Regions from separate parts of the Homo sapiens genome. Here region 2 is linked to region 1. A link is a contact called in ENCODE Hi-C or POLR2A ChIA-PET data. All regions are on one chromosome and are shown on one strand. Each heading gives the region's core, a stretch centred on a gene start or an enhancer-like site at or near the end of the contact. The rest is flanking DNA. Distances are from core to core; before and after follow the strand shown.

Region 1 (7,802 bases), core at 3,303-5,802:
TGATACAGTCCCACCCCTCAGAATTCATCACCCCTTCCCTATCCCTTGGCCACTCCAGCCAAATTGCCTTTGACTCCCTAGACTTCCGGGACTCCCTTCTCCCAGGTTGAAATGTTTCCTCCCCTTCTCTACACCTTCCTTCTGACAAGCCTGGCAGACATCCTACTTCATGTGTGACGCCTTCCTGACCCACAGTGGCCACCCCTCTTCTGAATTCCTGTATTACCCAAGCAAACATTCCTATAGACAACAGGACTAACGGACCAGCCGATATAAGCAGGCTGAATTGTTTGGCGGTTATATGTTTCATTCTAAAAAAAACTGTGTGGTTAATATAAGTCTATATCCAGAACTCTCTAGGGCAGACCAAGTTTCTGAATCTGAAAAGCTGAGGACTAAATCCTGAATCATGGGAATCCCTACATGCCCCTGAGCAGCCAGTAAGTCTCTTAATAGCCTCTTCTATGCAAAGTCAGTGCCCAGTAGGACTGGATTCCATGTCACTAACTTGAAACTTAAGTGGTACCCTAAACTGTCAGTTACCTGTGTGTGTGTGTGTGTGTGCGTGCATGTGTGTGTGCATGTGTGGGTGTGTTTTCCATCTCCAGTTAGAACGTGGAATCATGAGGTTTGTGCCCCCAGCTATAACCAGCTGAAGGTTTCATCGGTTTTCAATCCTCCTGTACACAGGCTCATAATATTCCCTTATTTCTGTTATTTAACTCATTATCTCTGAACACCCTTATAATCTAATGTGAGTTATTAAAAAACAGTGCTGCAGTCTATCGGATTTCTAGTGCTAGTTTATTCACTTACTTGGGTTAGTTTCAATGCTATAATTTTTGAGTAGCTAGTTTCCATGAAATGGTGTTCAGTAATAAGGAGGTGAAGTACTAAACTAGTTAAATGAAAGATGTATTTCAGAGAGTGTTGCCAGAGATTAGATCAAAGGCTGTCATGCAATGATTATAACTTAATAATTAACCATAAAGTGTCTCTTGGAGGGAACAGAGAAGGGTGACTAACACTTTTCAGACACTCTTAAATATGACACCTCATTTAGTCTTTACATCTTGAGAGACAGGTATAATCATTTTGACTTTTTACATAGGAAGAAGCTGAGGCTCAGTAAAATTAAGTAACTTGCTGAAGGTCAGGAAGGGAACGCAATCAGTCATAAAGATCCTTACTCTTTCCACACAGCTTTCCATCTCTCTTGGAGTTCTAACTTAGCAGAATCTAATCCCATATCCCAGTGGGGAGAAGGTGTTCAGAAAAAGAGCTTAAAAATATGTGTTTGTTCAAAAAATTAAACATTGTATGGAAAATATCCTCATTTTTGGATACCTGATCATAATTAAGTATTTTGGAGACTGACTTAGAAACGAAGAGAATTTTTCCTCTTTCACATCCAACCACAAATAAGAAGCCTTCTGCAGTCTAGGATTTAAAAAAAAAGTGAATATTTTAAAATATTGTCTGTCTCTTATACACACGCACACACACACACACATTCAGATTCTGAGGAAATTACTGTGGCAATAAAACTAACAGAGTAGTCATGGAGCTAGTAAAATTAATTTTAAGAAATGTTCTTAAGATGCAAACAGATTTATAAAGAGTGTCAAGTTGAAATCCTATTCTAAATTAATGTTTTGGACATGAAAAGTTTGGCTGCAGAATATTTAGTTGAGACATTTCTTAAAAACTAAAATTAGGCCAGGTGCTGTATATGAGCCTAAATACAGCACTAAATGAGCCTATATCCCAGCACTTTGGGAGGCCGAGGCAGGTGGATCTCTTGAGCTCATGAGTTTGAGACCAGCCTGGGCAACACTGGCGAAACCCTGTCTTGACAAAAAATACAAAAATTGGCCGGGCATGGTGGTGCACGCCTCTAGTCCCAGCTACTGAGGAGGCTGAGACGGGAGGATGGCTTGAGCCCGGGAGGTGGAGGGTGCAGTGAGCCGAGATCGCACCACTGCATTCCAGCCTAGGCAACAGAGCCAGACCTTGTCTCAAAAAATAACAATAAAATAAAATTACCTTTACCAAATTCTACTACACTGCATGCAGAACAACAATTGCCTGTGGATGTGTTGAGGTAGAAGGACAGGGCAGAATGAGGACAGGGAAGCAATGAAGACATTATACTGTACACCTTGTTATAGTTTTTGAATAATAAAAAGGCATCACTCATTCTAAACTAATGTGTCAGCTACTCTCATAAGGTCTACCCAGCAAATCCCATGAAGCAGCCTGCATGGAAGCGGGTACATATGGCACATAGGAAGAGTCTGGCACTCTTGCTGGGCATGCTCTGCAGGGCAGAAGCAGGGTTCCATGAAGGTACGACTGACGAGCATGTACAGATTGGTGAGAAAGCTTCGAAAGCAAATCGTACATTTTGCCACCTTCAAAAATCCTTTTTATCCACACAATATCCTTTCTATCCCTGCCAGAAATGCTATATTTAAATTCAGCTGTTCAAATAAAAGAGTGGCTTTTTTTAATTAAAGGAAAAATGGACAAAAATGTGTATGAAGAATCCTTCTATTTAATTTGACTATGGCTTAAAACCTAGTAGTCACACAGCACATGACCAAGACATTTATCACCTCCGAGGGCATGAGAAGCAAATCACATGATCACAGTTTCCCCTCTAGACCGGTGAATCTGAAAAGCCATGCACAGGAATGATGAGGACGGAAATGTCAAAGCACTAACAACTCTAAGTAAGCAGTGACTGGCCTCCGAGAAGAACAGGATCCTGAGGGAACAGGATGCCAGGCAGACGGCTTTGAAGGAGGTGGTGATCATGGGGGAGTAGATCCTATGTGTGAGAGATGGGTAGTATAAAATGCTTAGCACTGAATACAAGCTTTGCTCCATAGTGTGGAAAGTGCCTATCCTCTGTCTCTACTTTCATTAACACAAACTAGTAATGCATGGCTACTTCTCTATTTTAAACTTCTATATTAAAGGAAATACGGTGTAATATGGAGTCCCATATGTTTAGAACAGGAAGCAAATGGAAGAAAATCTGCCTCCTATTCAAACAGCAATGAAAGCACATACACAACTTAGACAAATATATCTTTAGTTACCTTAAGGATTAAATGTCTGAGCTCATTATCCTGAAGAAATGATGGTCTATAATTACTTCCCACATAAGAATTTGTCAAGCCTAAAAAGAAAGGCATCAAGAGTTATTGGAAATATAGTAGAGAGGGCAAAATGCTTAATGAACATTAGCAATGCTGCTGCTGCTGGTATTTGCTCTTTGGCACATTCTAAGACATTTTCTGTAATCATTTTTTTTTTCATTTTCATTTAATTTAATTATTTATTTTTGAGACAGAGTCTTACTCTGTTGCCCAGGCTGGAGTGCGGTCGCGCAATCTCAGCTCACTGCAACCTCCACCTCCTGAGTTCAAGTGATTCTCGTGCCTCAGCCTCCTGAATAGCTGGGATTATAGGCGCATGCCACCACGCCCAGCTAATTTTTATATTTTTATTAGAGACAAGTTTTCACTATGTTGGCCAGGCTGGTCTTGAACTCCTGGCCTCAAGCAATCCACTCACCTCAGCCTCCCAAAGTGCTGGGATTACAGGAGTGAGCCACTACGCCCAGCTAATCATTTTCTTTCTTCATTATCACTTGATTAAAATTTCTTTCTTTTAGATTGTGAATTCTTGGAACTACTTATTCCTTTATATTCAAATATGCACATTAAGAGCTATATATAAAAACATTATAATAAAATGTACATGAAATAAAATTCAAGGATTGATATGCAGTAGTCCCCCGTTAGCTGTGGTTTCAGTTACCTGTGGTCCACCATGGCCTGCAAACAGGTGAGCACAATACAATAAGATATTTTGAGAGAGCCAAAGACAGAACATATAACATTTTTACAGTATATTGCTATAATTATCCTAGTTTATTATTGATGTTAATCTCTTAATATGCCTGATTTATAAGTTAAACTTTATCATAGGTATATGTGCATAGGAAAAAAGTACTATGCCTAGGGTTCAGCACTACCCACGGTTTCAGGCATCCACCAGGGTCTTGGAATGTATGCCCCTATGGATAAGGGGGGACCACTACAGTTATTTAGATAATGTCTTAGCTAATTAAAATTTATCATATGAGTTACCTTGAATGGGGGTATTCTGGAATTCTAAACAAATGTTACGGATTCATGAGATTTTCCAGTAAGAAAATCCTTTAATGGCAATATAGAGACCTCTATTCTGATAATACACAGATTATTTTAAAAATGTATAAAATATAAATGAAATAATTAATTTTCAGCCCTTAGCACTGAGTTATATTAAAATGAAAGTCTCTAAAGCAGCTGAAGAGCTTGCAAAATGATGAGGAATTATCAGGCCAAAACCAAGGGAAATGTTTGACCTGGGAGGAGTAAGGGAATCCACCAACCCAGATTCGCAAAGCCCTTCATGGCCACAAGGGGGCGTATGACACAGACGACAAAGCCAAGCAAGCCATCCCCAGGGCAAGGATGATTCAGAAGTAAGTCAATTTTCCCTTCCTTATATTCCCCAACCTTCTTGACTCCTATCCCTTCTTCCTGGGTACTGTAAGAGAAGTTGCTTTTGCAGGGGAAAGGTGGGGTAACATCCTTAGACATTTTAACCACACATTGGCCCTCGGACGGATCTGTGGCCCAAACTCACCAATGAACTAAGTGGTGGTGGTGGTGGCAAAGTAAGTGGGCAGGGCAGAAAGACAAAATGCCTCATGCTATGATTCAGTACAGTTTTCTCAGACTCGTAGCACTCTTAAGAGCCTGGCATAGGGAAAAGAAAATCTCTTCTGTTGGAATCTATCTTCATCCTAGGGCTCAGGGAATTCTCCCAATGACTTCTTGCTAATATTACTACACAGCAGCTTGGGAGGGAGCTGAGGAAGGAATGAAGAACGCAGACTCTGAGTGCTAGGTCAGGGAACAGCAGTAAACTGATTTTGAGCAAGATAATGACATTTCAGGTCTGGCCTGCAGCAAGGTTGGCAGAGCATACCAGGCAGAAGTGGGCTGGGAAACCCCGTCGGTGTACATCAGCCATCACAGGCGAGCCCTGACTCGGTGAGTGAGTGGGGATGTGCTCGAGAGAAAATGAGGGCAGTGAGAGCAGCACTGAGGCATGGTAGAGGCTGGCCAGTAAATGCATGCCATGGTGTTCTGCACACTTGTCCACACATTGGCTCTCAGAGTTCCCATGGCAAAAACCAACGAGGCAACATGATCACTTACTTTTTTCACAATGTTCATTGGGTTAAAAAAAAATCAAAATGACAGTAACAATTCCTCTTCCTCTTCTGACCCCATCCCCACCATTTGAACACTGTGCTGTACTCTACATGCATTACTCTTTACTCTTAACAATAGTCCCAGGAGGCAAATGCATCCCTATCTCACAGATGTGAAAACTGAGGATTAGAATGTCAAATAACTTGAGTAAGTCACATAGCTATAAAGGGAGGAAGCCAGGATTTGAACCACAAGGTCTGCCTTCAGGACGCATGCGTGTGAACCACTGTGCTTCACTGCCCCGCCTGGTAATCAGATTGCAGACACAGGACCTCATGCTGCAGAGCAGGGCTACTCTAAATGTGGTCTGCAGACCAATGTCATCAGCAAACTGTGGTGAGATCAAGTGCAGAATTTAAGAAGTATTTAGAGGCTTTTATAAAAACATAACATTGCTGTGACAGCCAAACCCATGATCATTTTTCCATAATTAACTGTATTTTACAATGAACTAGTGGTGGATGGGGGGAACACCTGTTCTTCATCCAGATCGTTTAAAAAGCACTGCTGTAGAGTATAGTGAAAAAAATCACATCACCATCCTTCTGCCTTTAACCTAATTATGCTATGGACCAAAATAACATGATCCACAGGCAGCCCTCTGTTGATCTGGCTTCTAAGTTTTTGCCGAGCAAGTGTGGGGATGCTGTGACAATACCCTGGAATGCAGATCCAGTTGCCTTAAATCATCTTGCTTGTGAGCAGCACTGACCGAAGGATCTGGTCAGACTGCGGGGATGAGTACTTAACCATGTCACTTCTGTTCAGCAGAGCTGAGGCAAAATCTACGCCCTGTTCCAAGGAATCTCCTCTGGACTCACCTCCTCCCTGCTGAGCTTTCACAGCCTCCCCTCTCACTCGAACCACTGCTGTAACATTCATCGCACCAGACTCTGACGATCTCTTCCTAAGTCAGTCTTCCTAGTCAGACCACAAACCCTTAAAGGGCAGAGATCTTGCCTCATTAATTTTTATATTCTCAGCACAGAACAGGAATGCGGTTGATGCTCAGATCATGTTTTGTTGAACTAGTCGACTGATTCATGGCTTTTCCCTTAGGTCTTCCTCCCTTAGGACACTGCTAATGTGAAAATACTCAGCTAATTTCAGGGTTGCAATCAAATGACCTCAGTTGAGCCTGTAAATTTTCATTGCTGAAGGATTTAAGGAAAATATTGCAAGCCTCAGCTGTGGGTAAAAGAGAAGCTTATTTCACAACAGACTGTTATGAAAATAAGATCTCCCATCATGCTCCCAACAGGAAGCACCAGGAGTCTAGGTGAGTGCTGCTCTCCTCTTAGCCACCTTAACTTGACTTGACCATACCTTGCATGGTGCCCAGATAATTTCCATTACCCTGAAATATATTTTCCTTTTCCTGGCAGTGTTTGAGATCTAAACTAAGACCCTTGGTCATCCTTTGCTCACTCCCTTTTTATGATTTTTGAGCCAAATTTCACTATAATCTTCTAGATCTTTACAAATCTGAACTTGCAGAGTCTCCTCTGGAGTCTTCAGCTTGCTGCTTGGCCAGGTCTTATCTTTTCAGTGCAAATTTACATCATCGGCATTGGTAAATCGAAAACTCTATTCCACTTCACCCAAGTTGGACTGGGGCTATTCCCAAAACAGGGGTGATTTCTACCGCACATGTTGACATGGTTTGGCTCTGTGTCCCCGCCCAAATCTCATGTCGAATAATAATCCCCAGTGCTGGAGGTGGGGCCTGGTGGGAGGTGACTGGATCATGCTTGTGGATTTTCCCCTTGATACTGTGTCACAATAGTGAGTTCTCATGAGATCTGGTTGTTGAAAGTGTGTGGCACCTCCCCTACCCTCTCTTGGTCCTGCTCCTGCCATGTAAGATGCCGGCTCCCACTTTGCCTTCTGCCATGAGTGAAAGCTCCCTGAGGCCTCCCCAGAAGCAGAAGCCACCATGCTTCCTGCACAGCCTGTGGAACCGGGAGCCAATTAAACTTCTTTTCATTATAAATTACCCAGTCTCAGGTATTCCTTCATAGCAATGCAAGAATGGACTAATACACAGGTACACATATACATTTATTACACTTTGATTTAAAATTCAAGCTCAAGTTGGGGAATTGCTAAAGCCAGAAATGATCACCCACACACCAAGAGGCAGTGGCAAGGACCTCCTTCCCCCAGTGTCTCACATATTTGAGGATACTCTGAATGGCAACATGTGATGCATTATAAGGTACTACTCGTAAATCTGAATGAAGCTTTAAGAGAAACTGCAGAGTTTAAGGAAGTTTTCTTTTTGAAGGATAGAAATCTCTCAATAACTTAATAATTAATACTATACTTCAGAACTTTTTTTTTTTTCTGAGACAGGCTGTCACCCAGGCTGGAGTGCAGTGGCATGATTACTGCTCACTGCAACCTCCACCTCCCAGGCTCAAGCGATCCTCCCACCTCAGCCTCCCAGGTAGCTGGGAC
Region 2 (7,802 bases), core at 3,768-6,267, 140 kb after region 1:
TACCACAGACAATTGCCAAGGCTCCAGGCCTGTTTGGAATTTATACAATATGACTGTGAATGATCAGGTCACCACATGACCTGTAACTGTTAAGGTCTTCCCTAAGATCTGTGCAGAGCTCATCTAAGAGGCAGGCTACCTGCCTCAGCAGACGTTCAATGCAGATAAGCTGTTCCTGGTGGGAAAAGATGCCCCCAAAACTTGAATCAGCAAGGAGGTAACAGTATGACTGGTTTTCTTTTGATAGACCTACTCACACACCTTTTTACTAAGACAATCTTCCCAAACCACCTGTACTTAGAAGAACTTGGAAACTTTTTATAACAAAGCGAAGTCCACATCTAAGTATCTCCATGAAATGATGGGCTAAAGATCTGCCAATCAGGGCATGGTAAATGGAAATGATATACCATCACTATTAATTTAAGGTATGTTTCAAAAAAAAACTTTTTAAAATTTGTTTTGCCATCTCTGTCTTATTTCAATAATATAAACACACGTGCTTTAAATCCTGGCTTTAGTTCTGCTACTCTTCCCATTAGGTTTTAAGCTCATCAACCATCAACTGTCCTAGTATAGGTGTCTTCTAGAACCTACCCCATTGAGTCAAGTGGAGAATACTTATATTCGTTCACAGAGACTATGACTCTGGAGCTGTACTTAAACTATGAGTACGGTCAACTGCAGGCACTGACAAAGAAGCTGAAGAGTCTGGATCCTGCTGGACAGTTAGGAAAAGGCAGGCAATACCTCTCCCACCGCTCACCTGCTGTATTCCCTGCCTAGGTATACTTTTTTTCTAACCTTTAAATCCAATTGAATTTGTGATTCCAATTCTTAAACAATAACAAATGTGGACTATTCCTGAAACTTCATAAATAAAATCAGGTGGACATTTACAGTACTGAGTAGGCCTATACAAGACACTGTGCACTTCTATAGCACCCTTTATTTCACAAACCCAAAGAACTGTCAAAGTTGCCCCAACATAAAGTATCAGTGATGGAACTTCTCTCATTTTTACATGTACAACACTCTATTCACCCTGTTTCTGCCATTATAAGCATAGCTATTCATGAAAATAAACTAAAAGGGCTGAGACCAACATTCAATCATTAACTAAATTTCAACTTCATAATTCAACCCAAAAACTATCCAGTGCCAAGTGGTTTAAAAAATTATAGAACAGGGCTGGGCACATTGGCTCACACCTGTAATCCCAACATTTGGGAGGCCAAGGCAGGAGGATCACTTGAGCCAAGGAGTTCGAGACCAGGCTGGGCAACATAGTGAAACCCTGTCTCTACAAAAAATTTAAAAATCAGTCGGGCGTGCTTGTGCACACCTGTAGTCCGAGCTACTCAGGAGGCTGAGGTGGGAGGATCGCTTGAGCCTGAGAGGCAGAGGTTGCAATGAGCCATGATTGCACTACTGCACTCCAGCCTAAAAGACAGACTTAAACTCTGTCAAAAAAAAAAAAAAAAAAAATTACAGAACAAAGCCAAACACAGTGGCTCAGGCCTATAGTTCCTGCAACTTAGGAGGCAAGAAGATCATCTGAGCCCAGAAGTTCGAGTCCAGGCTGGGCAAGACAGTGAGGTTCTTTCTTTAAAAAAAATAAATTACAGGACAAAATATACAAAGACGCAAACATTCCATTAAGCAAAAGAGTTAATATGGAATAACTTCTCACTTCTAAGTTCTTATGAGTACTTATAGGTAATAAGTCAAAATTATTAAAAAGTCCCACTCAATAGTTATATTTAATCTGCACCAAGAATAACTTCCAAAAATGGATTAAAATAACATGTCAAAAATAACTCATTTACTTGGGTGTTATTTTGGAACTCTTTCTAGAAAACTGACCCCAAAATTTAGATGTCAGAAGAATGTATTTCCCAAGTCAAGTTTTTGAAACTACAGATCTGAGGAAGACCATCATGAACAGGAGAGAAAATATGGATTGCAGTTAAGCATGCCATATGGGTACAAGCCAGAATGCCTGGGTCAGAATCCTGGTCCTACCACTCAATAGCTATCTAACCTTAGTACCACAGTTACTTCATCTGCAAAACGGGAATAATAAAAATACCTACTCCATACAGTTGTTGTGAGGATTAAAGCCAGGCAAGTAAGTAATATATGTAAAGGATTTAGCAGGAAGCAGCATTATATAAAGTATTTACTTATCATCATTATCATATGACTAGATCACTTAAATCATCCACAGAAACGCCTTTTCCTATTTCAGTCTTCCTTAATTGGTCTAGCAGCACTTAATCCCTCCCTCCTTGGCTTCCTCATAAAACACATTTTCTATGGTATTTATTTGGGTAGGTATATTTCTCTCCCACTGGATCACATCTCCTTGAAGACAGCAACCACAGTTCGTCCGAGTGTACAGAGTAGCAACCACAGTTCGTCCGAGTGTACAGAGCAGCAAACACTGTTCACTGTTGCCTTTCATTTCTCTCCCTCTAAAGATTCTGAACAATAATACCCTGTCAATTAGCAAACTTTTACCTGGAGACAGAAGGCTTATGCAACCAGTGCACTTAAGTACTGGTCATACCTTGCTAAAGACTTTCTTAAGACTTAAACAAAAATTTTGGGGGGAAGAAGAGGAGGATATGCTTCATGTTTATAAACTAACCAAAGACAGATTTTTAATTTTTTAAAAAAGTTATGTCTTAAAAGCTTGCTTTCATTATTTCATTCAAAAAGACCATGGTGCTTTTAATATAAAAATACAGAAGCATAATTTCTGCATATGTCAAGTCTAACCTAATCATAACTTGCCAATCTGCTGATTTTAATGTAATCCTAAGGATGCTAGACAACAATATGCTTGCTTGATTCACCTGACACTATTTACATAAAATAAAAGCATTTTAACAATACATCGAGATGCAAATCTTTCTGGCTCTGATTTGTGCCCTTTCTCCCTCTTAACAAAAAGTGCCACACACACACAAAAGAGCCTCCAACTTATCCTGGATCACTGGGGAGGCACTTTCTAAGGTGCGTTATCCAATTTCACTAACACAATGATGCTCTCCTTACTTTAAGAGAACAGAACTTTTCTGAAAGCAAACAGCTGAACTGAGTCCATTGCTTTGTTATCATTTTTTAGGAAGTCCAATTTCTCCTTTGTTCTTACAGTGTCCTACCTTTAGAAATCAAGTTTTCAGCATAAAAACTAACAAGGACATCTATTTGTTGGCACAAATCATCTCAGTCTCCATTCTTTGACTTATTTTAAAACAAACTCAAGAGCAAATGGCTAGAGAAAAACTGCTTCTATTTAATGTGTGTTTTCTAAGTCTAATTTTTTCATTCCTAGTGGCAAGGCCTTTCAAAAGAGTACAAAAACTACACCCAACTTTGCTTCTCATTCTAAACACATCACAACCAAATGGGAAACATTATCAGCCATCTTAACAAGGAGAAAACAAAGCTAAGTGAGGTCAAACCAAAACATTTTTTAATTCATTGTACCTACCTATTTTGAGATCAGGATTTTTCAGATGGAAGTAGTTTGATGAACTTATGCAATAAAATTATGTAATATCATAATTTAACATAATATTTTAGACTAACTTCTCTCTCCTCAAATAGTCACAAGGGTGGCTAATTCACATACAATACCTCTCAGCCACTGGGGAGAGAGTATAATAAACTTAATTGTTTTACATATCCTGAGGCACAGAGAGAAAGGCCAATCAAATTCAAAGAGGTTTACAGTACCTTATATACATATATGATTGAGACAAAGAACTTTCAAGAATCTGTACTGAGGAAGCAAAAATGGGCTTAAGTACAATAGGCCCTGCCTTAAAGTAGAGAGACCGGTCAAACGTAAGCCCCAGCGCCAAAAAAGACAAGGTCTCACTCATCAATCCCCATCTTACAATCAAGAGGCAGAACTTAAATCACTTAAAGCTGTTTTTTCAGATTTGAGCAGTAAAATAAGCTAATAGGCCATTTCCGATTAAGTGGCTTCTCTCAAAACTTATCACAAGTTATGTGAAATGGGTAAAAGTGTTGGTTCTGCATTTTATCAAGTGAGAAACAATAGCATCCTACTTTTGGACAAGCCACTACTTCCAGAGCCACTAGCCCTCCCCCCACCTCCCACTTCTTTTTATATCATTCCTCCAAACTTAGAACCCGAAAAGCTATTCCACAAAACAAAAGCAGCACCAGTAAAAGGGGAGGCCACTGGTTTTGAAAATAAAGTTTGTTCTTTTGCTGTCAACCTGGCAACTTTTTAAAGGTGAAACGTGCCCTACTCAATCGGTTATACTCTTTTCTACTCCCACACCAAATAACCACTCGTTCGACCTCGATACTAAAGGTGAAAAAAGGAGTGGGAGAAATGATTTTGAAAGGAAGGGGCTACGGGTGCAATGGTAAAGACAGATTCTAAGACTGGTTTTGAGCACTCCGTGGCTTCTAGGAGCTGGGAGGCTTTCCTGAGTCTGTCTTGAGAAATGTTTGGCAATCTGACGCATCAGTTTTTAGGAACGGTACACAAACAGCCCCCACAATTGAAGAGCCATGCTTCGGATCCTGGCTCTGGGTGACATCGGCTGGAGGGCACGGGACGGGAGCGCTGGGGCTACCCGGAGAGGATCCGCGACATTTGTTATTGTTTGTGAAGCCCAGGCGGGGACCCGGAGCGGAGTGCTCGGGGGCCGGGGAGTGGAAGGAGAAAGGAGCAGAGGACAAAGATTCCTCCCCGGGTGCGAGGCTCCCTCTCTGGACACATGGGGCCAGTATCACCCCGGGGAATAAGAGGGCCAAGGCCGTCGCCGCAGGTTCCCCGGAGACATTTCCAGCCCCAGAATTAGCCCGGCTTTCCCTGGACACCCAAAGACACCTAAAATCTCCTCCTGCTCCTGCTCGCAGAGTTGGGGCTGGCGCGGCGAGCTCGGGCCCTCAGCCGAGCGCTACATCCGCGAACTCACCTGCCTCCGGTCGCGCCCGCGGCCGGCTCAGCCTCCGCACGGACCGCAGCCGGCCGGGCGCCCGTCAGCTCCCTTCTCCCCGCTCCGCCCTCGCCCCGCCCCCGGGAGGTGGGACCCGCGGCCTCGCCGGAATCTCAGGGCGGCCTCCCTGAACTCTCGCGAGCCTTGCCTCCTCGGCTTCTCGGTGGCTGGGTCGGTCCGACTCGCCCTGACGTCATACGCACCACAGCCGGAAGTAGCCTTCTGTCGTCAACGCCCGTCTTCCCGGCCCCACCCATCTCCGCCTGGTGAAGGCCAGACTGGTTTTGAGGGAGTTGACTGAACTGTCGCCACTTCCCCTCTCACCAGCCTCACCTCACTGCCGTTTTTACGCCAAACCTGTTCAGGCCTCTCTTGAGAGTGGCCTAATGTGTTGCGACATTAGTCACATTCTAAATGTCATCCGAATTTTTCAAACAGTGCAATGCAAAGAATGTTAGAAATGGAAAGAGAGAATTCACGCATTTTTCAGATTGGGAAACAGTTGTCAACAAAGATGGATCAGCTAAGTTGCTCAGTCGGTAGCTGTGGGGACTCGAAGCCACCCAGGTTCCTTGACGCTTCCATTTCACCATGAGGGGACTCCAGAGACTGGAGAGGAACCAGGATTTGTAAATGCCACAAAAAATACATTAAAAACCTGTTTGAGTTTTCTTGGAAAATCTAAAATAACTACAGTACTGGCCTGCTTTATCAGTAGGATCTGAGAATTGTGCAGAAGAGCACTCCCCTATAGGATGACCCAAAAGGGACAACTTTGGGAAGGTTGATGCAATTTGCGTCTGGGGACAAAACTGGCCTTTGGGAAAGCCAAATGAGAGAATGACTCCCAATTATTGTTGGCAAGTTTATCCTCAATATGAGTATTGGAGGTCTTATAAAATATTCTTAGCTTTTAGCTTACTGAGACAACGTATGAAGCTGGTACTGTGCTTGCAAAAACTATCACTTAGAAATGCCACCTGTCATCTTTAGGTTTCCCAAGAGCAGGTGACACGAGCAAAACACCTAGGAAAGAAGCATTACCTCATTTCTCTTTCTTACACTGTGCTTTTTCATACATAGCTTAGTAGTGGGAAAAGCTCTAGTTTGGTAATTAGTGTATTTTTGGGGAGATCAGCTCCACTTATATGGTCATTTTGAAACTCAAATGACAGTTGTCATATACAAGCATAGGAGGTTTAATTGTGATCAGACAAGCTTGACAGGCCTATACACCCTTCTCCCTGTACTGCACGCATACACATACCATTCAAATGCTACGATAAGATTGAGAACAGTGTATGGTTTGTTCCACAGCAAATTTATGTCTTCAAATGTGCCATACTAGAGTAATATGAACTAGTATAGAGTAGCAGTCTAGGTTAATATGGGATAGCCTAAGACTTTGACCTCTAGTTCCTAAATTCTCCTAAATTGAGACCATTGTAAACAAATTTCCCTGGGAAGTTGTTGAAAGTACCTCAACTGAAACAAATTAGAGCTATGAACCAGAATTTTGGTGGTCTATGGACCCCTTTTCAAAACAGTGTTCTTAAATGCATAAACTACCTAGGGTTACAAAGGAAATTGATAATGTTAACATACAGTTACCAAAATACTAAAAAGTGAGTTTGTAATATAATTATGTGGTAAGTAGTAGTAGCATCTAAGATGGCTGCCAATGATCCACGCCTTCTAGTATTCCTGCCTTCTGTAATTCCCTTCTCTAGTAACTTAGTTCTTAAAAAGGAAATATAGCAAAAGTGATTAGGATATCATTTCCGTGATTAGGTTACAAAAATATTCTGGGCTCCATCTTGCTTGTCCTTGCTCTCTCACTTGCTCGCTTTCATGGAAGCCAGCTGCTGTCTTGTGACCTGCCTTACAGAGAAGCCCACATGGCAAGGAACTGAGAGAGATCCAGTCAACAGCCACCAAGGAATTCAGGCCCCCAGTCCAACAACCTGTGATGAACTGAATACTGCCAATAATCATGTAAGTAAGCTTGGAAGTAGATTCTTTCCCAGTTGAGCCTTGAGATGACTGCAGCCCCACCTGACACCTAGACTGCAGCCTTGTAAAACCAGATACTGAGCCAGCAGGCCCAACTAGCCAAGCCCAGATTTCTGGCCCACAGAAACTGTGAGACAATAAATATTTGTGGTTTTAAGCCACTAACTTTTGGGATACTATGTTACACTGCCATAGATAACTAAAATAGTTATATATTTGCCTCTTTATTAATGCATTAAATAATAAGATCAAGACCTACAGTAATTTTGTAGTAATGATACACAGAAACAATATTTTGAGATATCTACAACAACTTTAATGGGGTAGAAAATATGTGTGATTCCTATTGAGGAAAAGTCACAGGTATTGCTAATATTCCTGTGGTTTGCTGCCTACATTCATGATGGAAGAAATGCTAATTTTCAGTTTGAGTTTAGTGAAAAAATTACATAATATGTAATATATATAACTATATAACTATACATAGTCATATATGTAATATATAACTATATGACTATACATAGTCATATATGTAATATATATAACTATATGACTATACATAGTCATATATGTAATATATATAACTATACATAGTCATATATGTAATATATATAACTATACAGAGTCATATATGTAATATATATAACTATACAGAGTCATATATGTAATATATATAACTATACAGAGTCATATATGTAATATATATAACTATACAGAGTCATATATGTAATATATAACTATACAGAGTCATATATGTAATATATATAACTATACAGAGTCATATATGTAATATATATA

Evidence for each region. A loop is a pair of places that touch in the nucleus more often than their neighbours do. ChIA-PET counts read pairs that join two places held with the same protein, here RNA polymerase II (POLR2A). Pooled maps may share reads with other maps.
Region 2: a loop to region 1 is called in a pooled map, with 5 times the contacts of the local background. The contact joins the promoter of STK38L here to the enhancer-like site in region 1. A Hi-C loop is called at or near these places in 1 of 37 single-sample maps with no recorded cell type and 4 of 50 pooled maps. POLR2A ChIA-PET finds 5 or more read pairs at or near these places in 1 of 52 experiments (PC-9).

The regions. Positions count from the first base shown.
Region 1 is chr12:27,380,866-27,388,667 of GRCh38, reverse strand. BMAL2 (basic helix-loop-helix ARNT like 2) reads right to left here. Exons shown (of 17, transcript NM_020183.6): 6 at 3,108-3,187; 7 at 1,348-1,440. Among named protein-coding and RNA genes, the nearest start is that of BMAL2, 52 kb to the right of the region's middle. Within about 2 kb of position 4,552, at least 2 of the 41 ENCODE cell types and tissues checked have a DNase peak (open chromatin) inside an H3K27ac peak, as active enhancers do.
Region 2 is chr12:27,241,501-27,249,302 of GRCh38, reverse strand. It overlaps STK38L (serine/threonine kinase 38 like), which reads right to left and starts at 5,017. Exons shown (of 14, transcript NM_015000.4): 1 at 4,971-5,017. RefSeq lists enhancers at 3,609-3,658, 6,247-6,306 and a silencer at 4,949-5,188.